Linked DNA regions of Homo sapiens: regions 1, 3 and 4 are each linked to region 2. A link is a contact called in ENCODE Hi-C or POLR2A ChIA-PET data. All regions are on one chromosome and are shown on one strand. The core of a region is the stretch at or near the end of the contact, and the rest is flanking DNA. Distances in the headings are between cores, read along the strand shown. Region 1 holds the start of B4GALT5 (beta-1,4-galactosyltransferase 5). Region 2 holds the start of ZMYND8 (zinc finger MYND-type containing 8). Region 3 holds the start of SDC4 (syndecan 4). Region 4 holds the start of STK4 (serine/threonine kinase 4).

Region 1 (3,740 bases), core at 245-2,744, 2.4 Mb before region 2:
GCTGGGAGTCAGAGAACCTGGGCAGTGTGGCTCTAGACTCCCCACTTAAAGGATCAAAGAAACACTGTAAAAAGTAGAAATCACTTTAGGAATATAAATCAGAATTATTGTTGATTCTCACAGAATCCCTGCAAAGTCCTCTCCCCTCCCCACTGCTTCTGGCATTCCAAGACAGTACCCTAGTTTCAGATATGTCTACACAGGGACACTGGCCTCCTCAGTCCAGCTCCTTGAGGCTACTGCTTCTTGCCATAAATTTCTAGGACTGTTCATTGCCTTCTGAGGTCCTTTGAGCTGATGCTGATCTGAAAGCATTTTTTTGGATATGGTCCCATACCCAGGTGATGGGGATAGGATACCGATTTGCCTGCAGGATAAGAATTAGAGGTCATACAGACTGCTGAGACAGTTACAACCTAGAGGTCAAGGGCCTGACATGGGAGACAGGCCAGTTTTGATTTAAGCCCTTACTGCAAGGCTTGGGTGAATTGCCTTTCCATCTAGAAACCTCAGTTTCCTCATTTGTATGATAGTAATAATAACAGCACACATCTCAAGACTGGTGGGGGAATTTCATGGCATGAGTGAAGTCCATGTTTCTCAGCAGAAGTCTAGAGACATTGACAATTGTTATCATTATGCTATTTCTGATACAGTAGGATCCCTGACTACAGCTCCAAGCTCATCCCTATTTCCCCCCCTACTTCACTGGATTTTATCCATGTTGGCCTTGGATTCAACTCGGGGGCAGATCAGCCCTTTTCCTACCTCAGGGCCTTTACACCTGCTGTTCCCCCTGGTATGACTGCTTTTTCCCCAGCTTATTCAAAAAAGCTGGCGCTTTCTCACCCTTTTATATCTCAGTTCGTGTCACTGCTCAGTGAGGCCTTCCTTGACCACTCCAGCCTGCCTGCAATACATCCTCCTGTTTTATCGTATTCATATGTGTTACCAGTACCTGATATTACTAGCTGATTTGTTTCTTTTATCTCTCACATAATGTAAGTTTCAAGTAGACAGAGATTTTTATCGTTTTTTTTCTCTGTAGCATGCCCAGCGCCAACAACTGTGTCTGGCATTCAATAAATAAATGGTGAATTGAATGAATGAATGAATGAATGAATGAGGGTGTATACCAGGCCGAACCCCCAAGCCTTGCAGTCCCCACTCTTCTGCTGCAGTGGGCAACGAGATGAGTCAGACTTTGTAGATGGCCCCTTGGCCCCCGAGATGGGGGACGAGCTAGCGCGGAGCACTTGGGAGACATTCCCCGAAAGCCTGGGCGGTGGCCGCACTGGGAGAGGGTCTGTCGCCATTTGGCGATTACTCCATGCGGGCTGCTGTGGGCGCCGAGCGAGGGTCGGCGGCGAGCGCAAGCGCGCGGGTCTTTTGCGACGGTGCCCGGCGGCACTGGCCCCGCCTCCCGCGCGTGCGCCCCGCCTCCGCCCCCGCCGCTGCGCCCGCTCGGGGCCGCTCTGGCCCCCGCCCGCTTCATGTGGCCCGGCCCGCGACGGCCGGCGGCTGGGAGCGGCGAGGCGGCGGCGGCGGCGAGTGGCGGCCCGCGAGGCCCGGGAGGCGGTGGCCGAGGCCCAGGCGGTGGCGGCGGCGGCCCAGGAGGCGGCGGACGGGGAGCTGCGGGAGCAGGCCCGGCCTGGCTCTCTAGCGGCCGCCTGGCTGCAGCATGCGCGCCCGCCGGGGGCTGCTGCGGCTGCCGCGCCGCTCGCTGCTCGCCGCGCTCTTCTTCTTTTCTCTCTCGTCCTCGCTGCTGTACTTCGTCTATGTGGCGCCCGGCATAGGTAGGAAGGGGGCTTGGGACCGCGGCGGCTGCCGCTCTGGCCTTGAGGGACCCGGGGAATCCCCGCCCCTCCCTAAGGGGCCCCGGCCGGGAGGCGGCCCTGAGCCTGGTCCTCCGAAGACTCCGGAGTCCTGGCCCGGCTCTCGGGGACGCCAGGACATTCCTGCCCTCCGCACCCCAACAGGCGCCCGGGATCCCTCTCCCGCGCCAGCCTCCGGCCCACCCCGCCCCTCCTAACGCCACCCTCGCGAACCCGACTGTACCTTCACGCCCGCCCCTTGCTCCGGAACCCCCTTCCCGCTCTTGCCTCGCTGGAACTCCCACTTCCCGCTCCTCTGCTCGAGAACTCCCGCTTCCCCTTCCCTTCCCCGGGGTCTCCTCGAACCCCCATTCCCGGCATTCCCCGCACCCCAGTCCCCCGCGGCGCGCCCGCTCTTCGCCGAGCCCATGTGCCCGGGTCCCAGGCCGCCCCACCTTCTAGCTCCCATCCATCCTCCCCCACTCCCCATGACTCCATCGTTTCCTGCTCCCGTGAGCCCCCTCCCTCCCCTTTCTTCCTCTACTTCCCCTATTACATCCACCTCCAGGTCCTCCTCCCTAACTCACGTTCACCTCTTCAGTGGCCTGATCTCTCTGCCTGCCGGTGGCACCCCCCTTCCCCTTACAGAGGTCCACCCCCATTCAATCTCCTGCTAATCCCCTGAGCGTCCCATGCCTCTTCCCCATCTCCCCCCCCCCCACCTCGCGTACCCACAAGGGCACATCCTTGTCACCTTTGCCCCCAGCCCCCCAGACTTTCAGCCACAGCTTCTTTCTCAACTGAAGACCTGGGGAAGGGGTGCTGTCTGTGTTCTTTCTTCCACTTCTGCCCTCTCCTAGCCTTGAGGGTAGATGGTGTGGTTCTTCAGTATTGGATAGTGCCTGCTCTGCGGACAAAGGAGAAGTTTAAATTGTCCGTAGAGAAGGGGATATGATTGGGGCCTTTGGGAAATGGTACCAGGTGAGAAGGGGGAGCATGGAGGAAAGATGTAATGGGTACTCCTTCTTTTCAAAGTCTTATCCTTTAAAGGAAAGGCGGTCTCTGGAGAAACTGACCCTCCCACCCCTCCCCCGCCTGCCCCAAGCATAGTCTTTTATAAGACCACAGGGCACCAGTTAGGACAGGAAGAGATCAGAAGGAAAGACAGCATGAAGGTTAAGAGCGGAGGACACAGAGGTCAGACTTGGATTCCAATCTCTGCCCTGTATGACCTTGGGCAGGTTACTAAGCCTTTGCATTTCTCCTCTGTAAAATGGGAATGTGAGTCCCAATCTCATACAGTGTTAAGGATGGAAGTAGATACATGTTCTTTAAAAGCACTTACCACTGTACCTGGTGCTTGAAGAGTTTTAAAAATAAGTAAATAAAGGCAGCTATTACATGTAACTTCCAGGAAGAAGGGAGTTAGGTGGAACGCTTAAGGAATGTGTTTGCCTGACTTGGCATCACTATGAGGAAACCTCAGTTTATGGTGAAAAATGATCAGAAGATGCTGCTGGGGTAGGGGCAGGGAGAGTAAATTCTGCTAGAAAAATTTTGGATTATATGGATTTTAGGAAAGGGTTGATGGTTTAGCTGTAGGGAAATGCCTTTTAGGATTGTAGCAATAACTAGTGCCATTCTCTGTTGACCTGTCAACGCAGAACTAGCTGAATAGAGAAATTTCCAGATAGAGCAGGAGATCGTCTCCTGATTATTTTTTAAGCATATTTTACTTGTGGTTAATGTTGATGTTTTGAACTATCAACTAGATCTGGGAAGATAGAACAGGCAGCATCAGATTGCCTTGTTTACAAAGTGTCATCACGAAAAGTGTTCCTCTAGGAAGGCATAATATGTGGCCTGATGGATTTGATGAGTAGATTGTAAAAGGGTTGGGATTCTGGCAGAACAAGAAGAGATAAC
Region 2 (3,704 bases), core at 134-2,633:
AGAATCCTTAGGAAGCCCAGGGGATTTGTCTGCCCACCGAGGAGGGCCCAACTCCCCCAGGCACACACATACAGGGATGATTGTGGCAGGAAGGGCTGACCTACGGGGGTAGGCCTGACGCATAATGGGGGCTCTTGTTTCCGGGCTGAGCGTGCCATCTTTCTGTCTCCCTCTGGATTGAAATGGCTTCTCAGCCCGAGAGGCACTGCCTGTGCCCTGGATTCACAAGGTACACGCCTCCCTGGGAAGCAAAGGCTGAGAGACAGCGGCTCTCTCTCTCTCTTTCTGCATCTGCCGGGAGAGCTGCAGCTGGTATTTTTCCACAGGCCTTCGCTGCGATCTCAAGGCCTAGTTTTTCCCAGCCAGGCCCCGAGTCCGAGAGAGGGTTAACAGGCAGGAAGCCGAAGGCATCGCAGGCTAATACGGAAGTCAGATTTGTGTTTAACTGACAGGTTTAGCAGGTCTCGGCCGCGGGGGAGGGGCCGGGAGGGAAGGGAAGTTTGTAGATCCAGGCATGTGGCCTGCGAGGAGGGCTTTGGGTTTTTCTTAGGGTAAGGACCGAGAGGGGTCCCCCTTGGCATCGTGGCAGGGCGACAGGAACCCACGTTGATTTTGCCTGCAGGACTGGCTAAGCAGGGCGCGAGAGGCCCACGGCTCCCTGGCCTGCCTTGCAAGGAGGCATGGGGACAATGACTATGCAAACTTGACCACTCTGCTCCCCTCCTCCCCTCAGCAGCTACTCCTCGCTCCTCTGAGAAGCCAGGGCTGCTCTCTGCTGATTTTTCGGGGCTCCCCCGGGCTGCCTGCTTCCCCCAGCTTCTCAGAGGCCTGCCTCAAGCCCCTTTTTCTGGCCCCTTGGCTGTTTCCCCGGGACTCCCCACTCCCCAGCTTCCCCTTCCCCTTGGAGAGCCACCCTGCTGGACTGTTCTAGAAAAAGGCTGGCCTTCCTCCCTGGACAAGGGCCGTTTCTCTGGGGGCAGGTGAGGGTGAGCCGTTCCAGCCCACTCCAAGAAACTCCCTTCCCAGGGACCTCCGGGCCTCAGGCTTTCCTGGAGCAGGTCAGGCTGGCTGCCCTGGCTGGCCCGTGCCGGGAAATCTAGCCAGGGTGCAGGAGAAGTGCGTGTGGGGGCCCCTTTCCCAAGTTTTTCTTGCTGCAAAAGGCCTAGCTTAGCCTGTCTTTTTCTATGCACAGGATGGCTCTTGCTCACCCGAGCCTCACAAAGATAATCGCTCAGGAAGTGTTTCAGCCAATCCGGGGCGGCTTTACACTCCGATTTGCCGGGGCAGCCAATCGGGGATGAGCTTTTATTAGGCGGCCAGATCATCAGCCGAAGTGCCAAACCCTTTTTCTGTGAGAACTAGGAGCCTGTCCTCCATGTTTTATAAGTATTGACATTACACAGTGTTAACAATGCATCCACAGAGGTAAGCTCGACTTTTTAACCATCTTTTTTCCCCCTCCCTCTGAGACATCCGAATTGTGGGCGAGCAGTGTGATTTCTCTGTGGCTGGCCGTGCCACACTCACCCCCAGAGCACTTATGTTAACTTGGAACTGTTTAGAGAGAATTTTTTTGCTTTCTTGGGTCACATGGCTCAGTAGCCATTAGCCATAGCTTGATTTTGCAAACTGGCAAGGGCCTGGCACACCTTTCCTTCCACCAGGGCATGGTGTTTCTGGAAGAGTTTGAAGCTAGATCCTGGTATGCCAAAAAAGAAGCTTTTTTTTTTCCTTCTTTTTTTTTTTTTCTTTCCCTCTTCCCTCTCTCTTCCCCTCTCTCTCTCTCTGAGCAGTTCCCCCCCTCCCACCCCTGCACTATTGTCTTCTCTTTTGCCACATGCCCTGCTGGGGGAAGAAAATGGAAGGTAAGCAAACAGGCTCCTCTCCAAGGAGAGCTCATGGCAGACAGCAGAGCAGGCAAGTTTGCCTCTCCAAAGAGGTTCTGGGAAGGCTGGATAAGTTTTGACAAGAGAGGAGCGTGTTTGCAAAAGAATTGTGCCCTCAGCAGAGCAGTGCTAAGGAGAGTCTAGCTCCTGGGGCCTAGGTGGGTGGTGGTGTCTGTACACGGTCTTCTCTTATTCTACAGAGCTTCTGCACTTGAAACTACATTGTTCAGCCTGTTTTCCTGACTTAGGTTGCTACAGAGTGTTCTGCAAGCCAGCCTACAGCCAGCAAATGTTTCTGAAAGTGTTTTCTAGGCTTTGGAGGAAGTTTTTTGGAGTAGGGATGGGGACTGGGGGGTGGGGGGAGAGATCTTGGACAACATCCTGCAAAAAAAAAAAAAAAAAAAAATCTGCAAGGATTCTGAATCCCTTAGCTTTCTACTCTTGCATGATTTTCAAGGAACTAATGTTACCTTTTATCCTTGTTTTCATTTTCCTGTCCCTTTTATACATTGTATCCTCCTCTCTTCTCCTGTGTCATGGAGTGTAGAGGAAATAAAATCATGTCTGTGGCTCATGACAGCATTCCATATTCAGTTGTTGGGTTGTGTTGTTGTTGTTGTGTGTGTTTTTAATAATACCATGTAACTGTTTAAAAAAATTTCCTTTTTGATCAAGTCCCAAATCTGCCAGCCTGTTCTCTCTTCCTAACTGTGGAAAAATGAGACGGTTGCTTGAACATTTGTTGGGTAAGTAAAGCAATCCATTTCCTCTGTGACCATGTTTGAAGAGTTTTGCGAACATTTGGGGTCTGTTTGTAATAGTGGGTCTTGGCTACAGGAGTTGGGGGCTTCATTAGCAGGAACAAAATAAGGGCTTTTTAAAGAGTGTCTTGATTTTAGGTGACTGTTTGAATCCACTGTTTTTCCTGATAACCTGCAGCTAGGATTGAAGATTATACTTCCTGTTTACCCTGAGTCAGGGGAGAAATGTTCAGTTCATTGTGACTTGACTCTAGACCTTTAATGGGGTTTGTTTGGATATTCAAACTGTGAGTAGGTGATGTGCTTGTGAAATGTCATGAAACTGCTTGTTCTTAGAGGTGCAGAGCCCTAAAAACATTGGTGGTGTAGAAGCTGGTGGTGGTGGTGGTATGTGTGTGTTGGGGGGGTGGTGTCAGTGTGCTCATGTTTTAGGACTTATGTATAGTGCAAAATCTCATCTACCACCAGACTGGGTTTGATTCAGGACTCACTGACCAACACATTTTGGCCTTTTTTCAGGTCTCCTCCACACATCTGTATGCATGCTGGCCCCACATAAGATTTCTCACTTTTTACATTTCCCTTGACCACTTAAGGCTGCAGCTAGAAGTTAAGTGGGAAAAGTAGAGTCTTGTTTAGCAGTACCTTCAGAATTTCCCTAGAAGTTCAGTACATAAATTTTCAGCTTGGAGACCAATCCGACATGACCGTAAATGCAGGAAATATATTCAATTGCTGTGTTATGTCAACTTTATGGAGTCAGTAATCTTTTTTCTTTCAAATGAGTGTCCAGTAGCCCACTTTCTGACACCGAATTGGAAAAAGGCTCATTTAATCAGCAGAAACGTACCACATTCTAAGTTGAGAAAAGTCTGTGCAAGGCAGGCCAGCTTAGCTTCTTAGAGTAAAACTGCAGGCAGTTAATGATGTTATATACTTAAAACTGAACAGTGCCACTGCCCCAAACAAGTAAGTTCAGACACTCAGCTATTTTCTTTGTTCTTATCTCCTTGCTGTAAATGGAAATTACATATCGAGGTTCTTGTGGCCTCCCTAG
Region 3 (4,131 bases), core at 586-3,085, 2.0 Mb after region 2:
TATATGAATTCATAATATGCCAACAGTGGCCAAAATGTCCTACTTCTAAGGCTATGTTACACCCTTAGAAAGATTTATACATAAGTCAGGGAGAGACAGGGTTAGGCTTCTTTTGTACTTCGATCATCGTAGAATGCCCACCTTCACACCCTGCAATAATTCCAACAGTACGTGTGCTTGGGGACCCAGAGAATTTTACAGTCTCCATATAGCACCCCCCTCCACTTCTTCCCTCAACCTGCTCCCACCAATGCACTGTTAGGAGGATGAAGGGTAAGGAGGACACACAACTTTCTCTTATAAAGGGTGGAAGCTTACCCTAAGAATGGAAATAAACTTGCAGACCAGTTCTCAGAGAGATCAAACTTTTGAAAAAGTTCAAAATCTGGTAGATGAAGCCCTTAGAACAGACGTCAGCCACTCTGAGACCAGCGTCAGAGTGGTCTCAGAGTGGCTGAGGCCCACCGCCTATTTTTGTTCAGCCCACTGCTAAGAATGGTTTTTGCATTTTTATTTTTTATTTTTTTGAGACGGAGTTTTGCTCTGTTGCCCAGGCTGGAGTGCAGTGGGGAGATCTCAGTTCACTGCAACCTCCGCCCCTCGGGTTCAAACGATTCTCCTGCCTCAGCCTCCAGAGCAGTTGGGATTACAGGCGCAGGCAACCATGCCTGGATAATTTTTGTATTTTGTAGAGACGGGGTTTCAGCATGTTGGCCAGGCTGGTCTCAAACTCCTGAGCTCAAGTGATCCGCCGCCTCAGCCTCCCAAAGTGCTGGGATTACAGGCATGACTCACTGCATCCGGCCTGCATTTTTATTATAAAATGTCATTTATTTATTTATTTATTTATTTATTTATTTATTTATTTATTTTTGAGACAGGGTCTCACTCGGTCACCCAGGCTGGAGTGCAGTGAGCGATCATGGCTCACTGCAACTTTCACCTCTCTGGCTCAAGCAGTCCTCCCACCTCAGCCTCCAGAGTAGCTGGGCCACAGGGGTGCACCACAATGCCTGGTTAATTTCTTTAAAAACTTTTTGTAGAGATGGGGGTCTCATTATGGTTGCCCAGGCTGGTCTCCAATTCCTGGGCTCAAGGGATCCTCCTATTCCTCGGCCTCCCAAAGTGCTGGGATTACAGGCGTGAGCCATAGAGCCCAGCCGATTTTTGCATGTTTAAATGGTTGGGAATAAAGTCAAAAGAATAATAATATTTCGTGACACATGAAAATTATATTAAATTCAAATGTCGGTGTCTATAAATAATGTTTTATTAGGACCTAGCTGCCCTCATTCCTTTAGTATTTATGGCTGCTTTTGAGCTACGACGCTCGAGTTTGAATAGTTGCCACAGGGATCGTATGGCCCGCAAAACCTAAAATATTTAGCCCTTTACAGAATAGTTTGCTGTCCCCTGTCTTAACACGGTTCACATCCCATTTGGGAAGTTCTGTGTCTTCAGAGGGGAGCACACCCGGTATGAAGGCTGGTCTAAACTCAACACCCTAGGGAAGTCCTTCCCGTCCCTGGGCCTTAGTTTCCCCAACTATAAAATGGGGTTAGCCGCAGTGATCTCTGGGGACCTGCCTGGCAGTGGGTCAAATAAATAAAGGGAGTTGGAGCTCCCGGAGGGTAGGACTAGGGGTTGAGTAGGAGCCGGCGGGCTCGGGCAGGGCGGGTCCCTTGGGGTTTCCAACTCCGCGGGCGGGCGCAGTGCCCCGCAGGCCTCGCTTCCACTGGGGAATTCCGGGCGGGGTGCGGGCGGCGGGGCGGGGGCGGGCCGGGGCGGGGCCGGTAGGCCGCCTATAAGATGGGTGGCGCGCCCGCCCGGGGCCACTCGCCGCAGCCTGCGCGCCTTCTCCAGTCCGCGGTGCCATGGCCCCCGCCCGTCTGTTCGCGCTGCTGCTGTTCTTCGTAGGCGGAGTCGCCGAGTCGGTGGGTGCTTGGAGGTTCCCGGGCTGGGGGCGAAGCGGGGGCGCAGGCCGGTGCCTCCTTTGTTCGTCGGAGCGTGGGATGGGGGGGGGCAGATCGGGGGTACGCTACCCCCAACCGGACACCGAGGCCCGGGAAACTTTGTTGGAAACTTTGCTCCGGGGTCACGGGCCAGCCTCCGGGATGGCTTCACGCGCCGTGCGCCCCTCGCCTGTTGCTCTTCCCGCCTCCCCGGGCCTCAGCCCCGCCGCGGGCTACGGGCTCGTTAGTGACTAAGCCGGTGTCAACTCTTCAACTCCCACACCCTCGTCCCTTCCCTGGTGACCCTGGGGCAGGCTTGGAGCGCTGAATCCCCTCCTCGCTCTCGGGGCGCCCAGAGCAGACAGCTTTAGGATCCGAGATGGCCCTGGGGGTCGGGGGGCTGCGTGTACTCGGAAGGGGGAGGGTTTTAGGGTTGTGCGAGGCCCTCTTTCACACACCAAGGAGAACTGAGCCCTAACCTCAGTTCTGGCCCCAGCTCTGTCATTGACTTGTGACTTAGGGCAAAGTCCTGCCCTTCTGAATCTCTTCCCAATACTGCACCAAGGGTCTGAGGGAATGGGGCAAGAGGGGACACTGCGTTAGGGTTTCTAGAAAGTTGGGGACTCTGCTCTTTTCGAGGACAGAGGAGAGGAATGGTTTAGACTCAACACTTAGCCAGGAGCTGAGCCTCTGCTTTCTGCAAGAAGTGTGTTCATTTTTTCTCAATTGCAGATAAGAAAATTGAAGCATCCACCTTGAGTGAGGTGAAGGGGGTAGGGGGGAGAGAAGGCCTCAATCAGCCCAGGGAAACCTTTCCTTCTCACTGTCCACTGGCCTCCGTCATAGCTGTCCCTGGGCCAGCAGAAGCTCTATCCATGCCCGCAGCCGGCTTAGGAGGAGGGGGGCAATCTCATCTGGGAAGTTGGGGGGCATGGGAATTACTGGTGAAGGCAATCTGTCCCCCACAGCCTGAGCTTTGTGCCCCCTTTGTGCCCTTTAGCCCCAGTTTTCAGAGCGAGTGAGTCCTTGCAGTTTAACCATTAATGTTAATTTCTTTGAAAGCCTTGGGGCTCCTGTTCCTCTGAATTTACTTAGCGGAAGGTTGATTCTGCCTGCAGGCTCTTCTTGAGGAATGAATGAGACCCTAGGCAATACTTCCAGCACAATTCCAGGCATGCCATGATGATTGCAAACGTGGAGCGCCTTTGTCGGGGGGCCAGACATTGCTCTAATAACTTTCTAATGGGTATATCCAGGAGCTTAATTCCAACAACAATCTTACTGTGTACTGTTCTTAAACTGGTCCTGAGGCTAGAGAGGTTAAGTAACTTGCCCAGGGTCACACAGTTAATACACAATAAATGGGTGAGTCAGATTGAAATTTAGGCAGCCAGGCTTTCAAGTTTCTGCTTTAGCTTAACTTCTACTCTTTGTGCTACTCCAGGTGTCCCATCGTTGGTAACTAAAGACGGGTTTAGAATAGGTTGAGATTTTAGGCTGGAAGGCAAAGGAATTCTGAGGTGGAAGGAAACAAGGCCAGAGTGAGGTGATGACTTAACCTAAACCAAAGGCTACCTTGCCTAAAATGTTAGTGGCTGAGGACCCAAGCCTTCTGCCTCTAGCACAGTGCTCTAAACTAGGCCCTGAAGGATGTGTCGGGTCAAGCAACTGGGGAAGCATCCGAAGGGATACCACCTAGGCAGTACAGGGAAAAAGAGGAAAGGACCCAGGAGGTTGCTGAGGTCACCGTGTGCCCAGTCACATGCCAGTTTCCTCCCAGGGGCTGCTGAGCCTTCAGGTGCTTCAGGGTGCTGAGCAGTCAGCTGTGTCCTGGGGGCATTCTGAAGGATGTAGTTTGGGGGAAGGGGACTGTGTCAGTCCTGCCTGGGTGACCCATCAGCTGCAGGAGACATCAGCCCTGGGCAGCTGCTTCCTGAGATAGGTGTCAAGTCTCATCCTGACCTCAGCTCTCCCCTTCCTGGCTAATGTCACAGACCTCCTGCCTGTAACTGGGGCACAGGGCTTCCCCTTTGGCCTGTCCCCTCCCTCTTTTCTAGATTGTGGTTGGAAAAATCAGACATAGTCACGGTTGGCTCGGACTGAAGAGATGATCCAGCGTGTCCTTTTCTTTTTGCAGGTAGAGAAAAGTGAGGCCCAGGGAGAAGGACTTTGCTAATAG
Region 4 (3,672 bases), core at 1,060-3,559, 2.4 Mb after region 2:
CTAGTTACAATGAGCTGGGAATCACCAGCCACTTCAGAACCCAGTCCTGCAATGCTCTTCTCTTGTGCTTTTAATACATTTTTTAAAATCCAAAAGGTACAGGAATGAGCATGCCAAGAAACTTTAGTCCTTTGCTCAAGATTATGTAAGACAAGGCAAAGGGGGAAACAAAACTCAGATTCCTAATCCTCTTTTCAATTAAACCAAGGCCTCGGAGAAAGAAACCAAGAAGAACGAACGAACATAGTTCAGAAAGAAACATAACTAGTGTGCATTCATAATTGGATCACTATGGTACTATAGTAAATATCTGCTAACATACACAGAGACCTGTGAAACAGGGGTACTTTTAGAGAGGCATCAGAGTGAGGCAGTTAAGAGCATGGCCGGGCCCGGTGGCTCACGCCTGTAATCCCACCACTTTGAGAAGCCAAGGTGGGCGGATCACGAGGTCAGGAGATAGAGACCATCCTGGCTAACACGGTGAAACCCCGTCTCTACTAAAACTACAAAAAATTAGCCAGGCGTGGTGGCACGCACCTGTGGTCCCAGTTACACAGGAGGCTGAGGCAGGAGAATCGCTTGAACCCAGAAGGCGGAAGTAGCAGTGAGCCGAGATTGCGCCACTGCACTTCAGACTGGGCGACAGAGTGAGACTCCGTCTCAAAAAAAAAAAAAGAACATGGACTTTGGACCAGACCCCATAGACATTAAAATCCTAGCTCTGTCTCTTACTTGCTATGACTTCTCCCAGCAAATCACTACCCTCTGTATCTCAGTTTTATCATCTGTAAAACAGACATATAGGGATATCTACCACACAGGATTGTTGTGAGGTTCAAATGAGTTCAAATGAGGTTTTTATGGTTCAAAAATGGTCAAATATCAGCAATTTCATATGCTTCAGCAGGACACATGGAAAGCACTTAGAACAGTGCCTGGCACCCGGTAAGTGCAATATGAGTGTAATAATCATTACTATTACAGTCTCAGCACACTACGCTAGGGTGAATCCAAAGCCCATCCCAACCACCTATTTGCCTTCTGCAATGTTTGTGCACCTCAAACATCCCCAAGCTCAAACAACCCCTAAGAGTGCTGCCCAGGCAGTCAATCCCTTCTCTTCACCTCTTGGTTGCCCTGCACTTCCACACCCTGAACACTTCCTTCTTTAGAGCTCATTCTGCTGCAGGAAGTCAGACGTCTCTGTGAAATAGAAGTAACCACACTGAACCTCAGAGAAGCATGACTCCTTCGGTCTCTAGTCCCTACTTTTCTCCAGATGTGGTAGAGTGGCAAAAGACCCGGGATGTCCACAAGGGAAATCCAGGAGTTGAGATTTTCTAGGATCAGCCACCATCCTGATCTTGAACTAAAGCAATTCCAGGTACCACTAGGATTTGGTGCTGATATTCACAAAACAACTGAGGCCTGAAAAGGGCACAGACTGGCAGGGTTCAGTGACCCGGAGTAAAGAAGGAAACACTTCCCAACTACTCTGGACCTCAGTCTCCCCATCTCGAAAATATCCTCTTATTTCCTTACCTACCTCCCAATGTCAGGTTCTGAAGAGCTGAGGAGGATGTGAAGACCATTAGGAAGACACTGAACATCAGTAATAAAAGATGCCATCCTACAGTGGGGACACCACCAACAGCATCCTCTGAAATGCTACCCTCCACCATCCCCTCCCTTGCTAGACCCTCAACCTTTCCTCGCATGCTTTCAGCCTTAGGCGCAAAGCTTTTCCCCTCCACAGATCCCCCCACCGCACCCCTCAAGTGGGACTTCAGACCCTTAGAAAGTCCACCCGGCCTTCCTCTTGGCCAGTTCTCGATCCACCCCCTTAAAGAGATCCCTCACAGATTCTCACCCTGCTTCAGCATTCGCCCCCACCTCCGTGAGTCCCTGCTTGGATAGCGTTCCCCCGAGTGGCCCGGCCTCAGCAGGTACTCTCCCTAACTTGTCCCCACGTTCCTCAGCACAGTCTCACCACAGCGAGTGCTCCCTCTAACCGGTCCCAAGTCTAACCTCCTTAGCAGATGCTCCCCTCAGCCGGACCCTCACCCACCAGACGTCCCCCCCCTCACTCAGCAGGTGCCCCATCGGCTGGGTCGCTTAGCTCCGGGGACTCCCACACAGGTGTATCCCCTCAACCAGTTCCCGCCTTTTCTTCCCCTGACCCCATGCCCGTCCTCTTAGCCAGTGGCCCCTCACCGGCGCGGCGGGTTCCTCAGCTGTACCGTCTCCATGGCGCTGCCAGCAGCCGCCCAGACCCGCTCACTGCTCCATCCTCCCGCGGACCTCCTGAGCCCGCCCCGCAGACCCTCCCACACTTCCGCTTTCCGCCCCTACCGGAAGCGGCGCGCGGCGCGGGAGCGGGGCGGAGCCACGGCCCTGATCACGTGGTTCGGGCGTGAGTCTTGTGGCGCGGTGGGGCGCGGACCCGGAACCGCCAAGTGGTGAAGGCGCCTCCAGGCGGTGCCCGCTGGTCTCTAGAGTGTCAGTGGCGCTGTCTTCCTGCGTTACCGGAGCGCACAAAATACTCGGTCCCCAGGCCGAGAACGCACCTCTACCTGGGTCCTGGGTCCCATTTCACAGACTGAGATGCGTGAAGCGCCTCCTTTAGAAGAGCTGACAATTCTTAGCAAACCAAGTTTTGCGTGATTTTGGGGAGGCGGCGCTGCCCCAGGAACGCCTGGAGGTATTTGTGGTTTTCTGCCGCTTACCTGGTTGAACTCTGGTCCCAACGGGCCCCCTGCACATTTTCTCCTACAATGCATCAACGCGCAAATTGCCCCACTGTCTTTCTTAAAGGCCTCCCCTTTAAGTCAGTTTGCAGACATAAAAATAAGCAACATTAATTAAGCATTTGCCGTGTACTTGTCTTCATATATTATCTCATTTAATCCCCTGTGTCAAGCCGATAAGGTCATCCCCGTTTTTATTTATTTAATGATTTAACACAGTCCCTAAACGTTTTCAGTGCTTTACCTCATTTAATACTCCTAACAACCTAGACGGTATTATTATTATTCCTACTTCATAAGGCCAGAGAGGTGAAGTATCTAGCCCAAGGTCACATAGCTTAGAGTATAGGTTTGGGGATTTAAATCCAGTTTGGTCTGATTTCAGGGCCTGCACCACCAAACTGGACAGCCATGGGTGTGTAACCTCTTTTTGGGCCTGAGAAACAGACCTTTCTCTCCACTCAGAGCTCCGGCTTCAGCTATTGTGCTTCCGAATGCCACTACCATCAGTAAGTATTAGGAAAATGGCAGATTCTACCCAATTGACCCATGGGGAAAGTTATAGGAGAAAACTTAACCAGAGCAACCTCTCACTGTTTTTAATTGCCTTGCTTTTCCCAAGGATATGCCATCTACAGAACTTAACACCTGAGCACCCACCCTTCAGGGCCACCCATGGGCCCAAAACGGGATAAAGGAGCCATTCCCTGACATAGGAGGAAAACATTTGCTGAGAAGCTACTGTGTGCCAGACACAATCTTGGACTTTCACTTAATCCTCAAAACAGCCCTAGGAAGAAGTACCTACCGTTAACAGATAAGAAAGCTGAGACCCACGGTTTACACAGCTAAGGAGAGCAAAGGTTTTAACCCAGGACTGTCCTGACTCCACAACATCAAAGTTGTTGTTTTGTTTTTGGTG

Evidence for each region. A loop is a pair of places that touch in the nucleus more often than their neighbours do. ChIA-PET counts read pairs that join two places held with the same protein, here RNA polymerase II (POLR2A). Pooled maps may share reads with other maps.
Region 1: a loop to region 2 is called in a map of heart right ventricle, with 9 times the contacts of the local background. The contact joins the promoter of B4GALT5 here to the promoter of ZMYND8 in region 2. A Hi-C loop is called at or near these places in 1 of 168 maps with a recorded cell type or tissue (heart right ventricle). POLR2A ChIA-PET finds 5 or more read pairs at or near these places in 2 of 52 experiments (SK-N-SH and activated CD4-positive, alpha-beta T cell).
Region 3: a loop to region 2 is called in a pooled map, with 2.2 times the contacts of the local background. The contact joins the promoter of SDC4 here to the promoter of ZMYND8 in region 2. A Hi-C loop is called at or near these places in 1 of 168 maps with a recorded cell type or tissue (sigmoid colon) and 1 of 50 pooled maps. POLR2A ChIA-PET finds 5 or more read pairs at or near these places in 1 of 52 experiments (HEK293T).
Region 4: a loop to region 2 is called in a map with no recorded cell type, with 6 times the contacts of the local background. The contact joins the promoter of STK4 here to the promoter of ZMYND8 in region 2. A Hi-C loop is called at or near these places in 2 of 37 single-sample maps with no recorded cell type and 5 of 50 pooled maps. POLR2A ChIA-PET finds 5 or more read pairs at or near these places in 1 of 52 experiments (HepG2).

What each region holds. Positions count from the first base shown.
Region 1 is chr20:49,711,632-49,715,371 of GRCh38, reverse strand. B4GALT5 (beta-1,4-galactosyltransferase 5) reads left to right here and starts at 1,494. Exons shown (of 9, transcript NM_004776.4): 1 at 1,494-1,796. The coding sequence starts at 1,682. RefSeq lists silencers at 1,282-1,611, 1,902-2,021.
Region 2 is chr20:47,354,378-47,358,081 of GRCh38, reverse strand. It overlaps ZMYND8 (zinc finger MYND-type containing 8), which reads left to right and starts at 1,383. Exons shown (of 23, transcript NM_001281775.3): 1 at 1,383-1,425. The coding sequence starts at 1,412. It overlaps LOC101927377 (a long non-coding RNA gene), which reads right to left. Exons shown (of 2, transcript NR_134501.1): 2 at 3,449-3,704. RefSeq lists enhancers at 1-343, 23-372, 1,123-1,417, 952-1,559, 1,403-1,572 and 2 more.
Region 3 is chr20:45,346,128-45,350,258 of GRCh38, reverse strand. SDC4 (syndecan 4) reads left to right here and starts at 1,835. Exons shown (of 5, transcript NM_002999.4): 1 at 1,835-1,934. The coding sequence starts at 1,875.
Region 4 is chr20:44,965,149-44,968,820 of GRCh38, reverse strand. It overlaps STK4 (serine/threonine kinase 4), which reads right to left and starts at 2,309. Exons shown (of 11, transcript NM_006282.5): 1 at 2,218-2,309. The coding sequence starts at 2,252. STK4-DT (STK4 divergent transcript) reads left to right here and starts at 2,363. Exons shown (of 3, transcript NR_038341.1): 1 at 2,363-2,704; 2 at 3,136-3,259; 3 at 3,373-3,672. RefSeq lists silencers at 425-554, 2,235-2,484 and an enhancer at 1,015-1,094.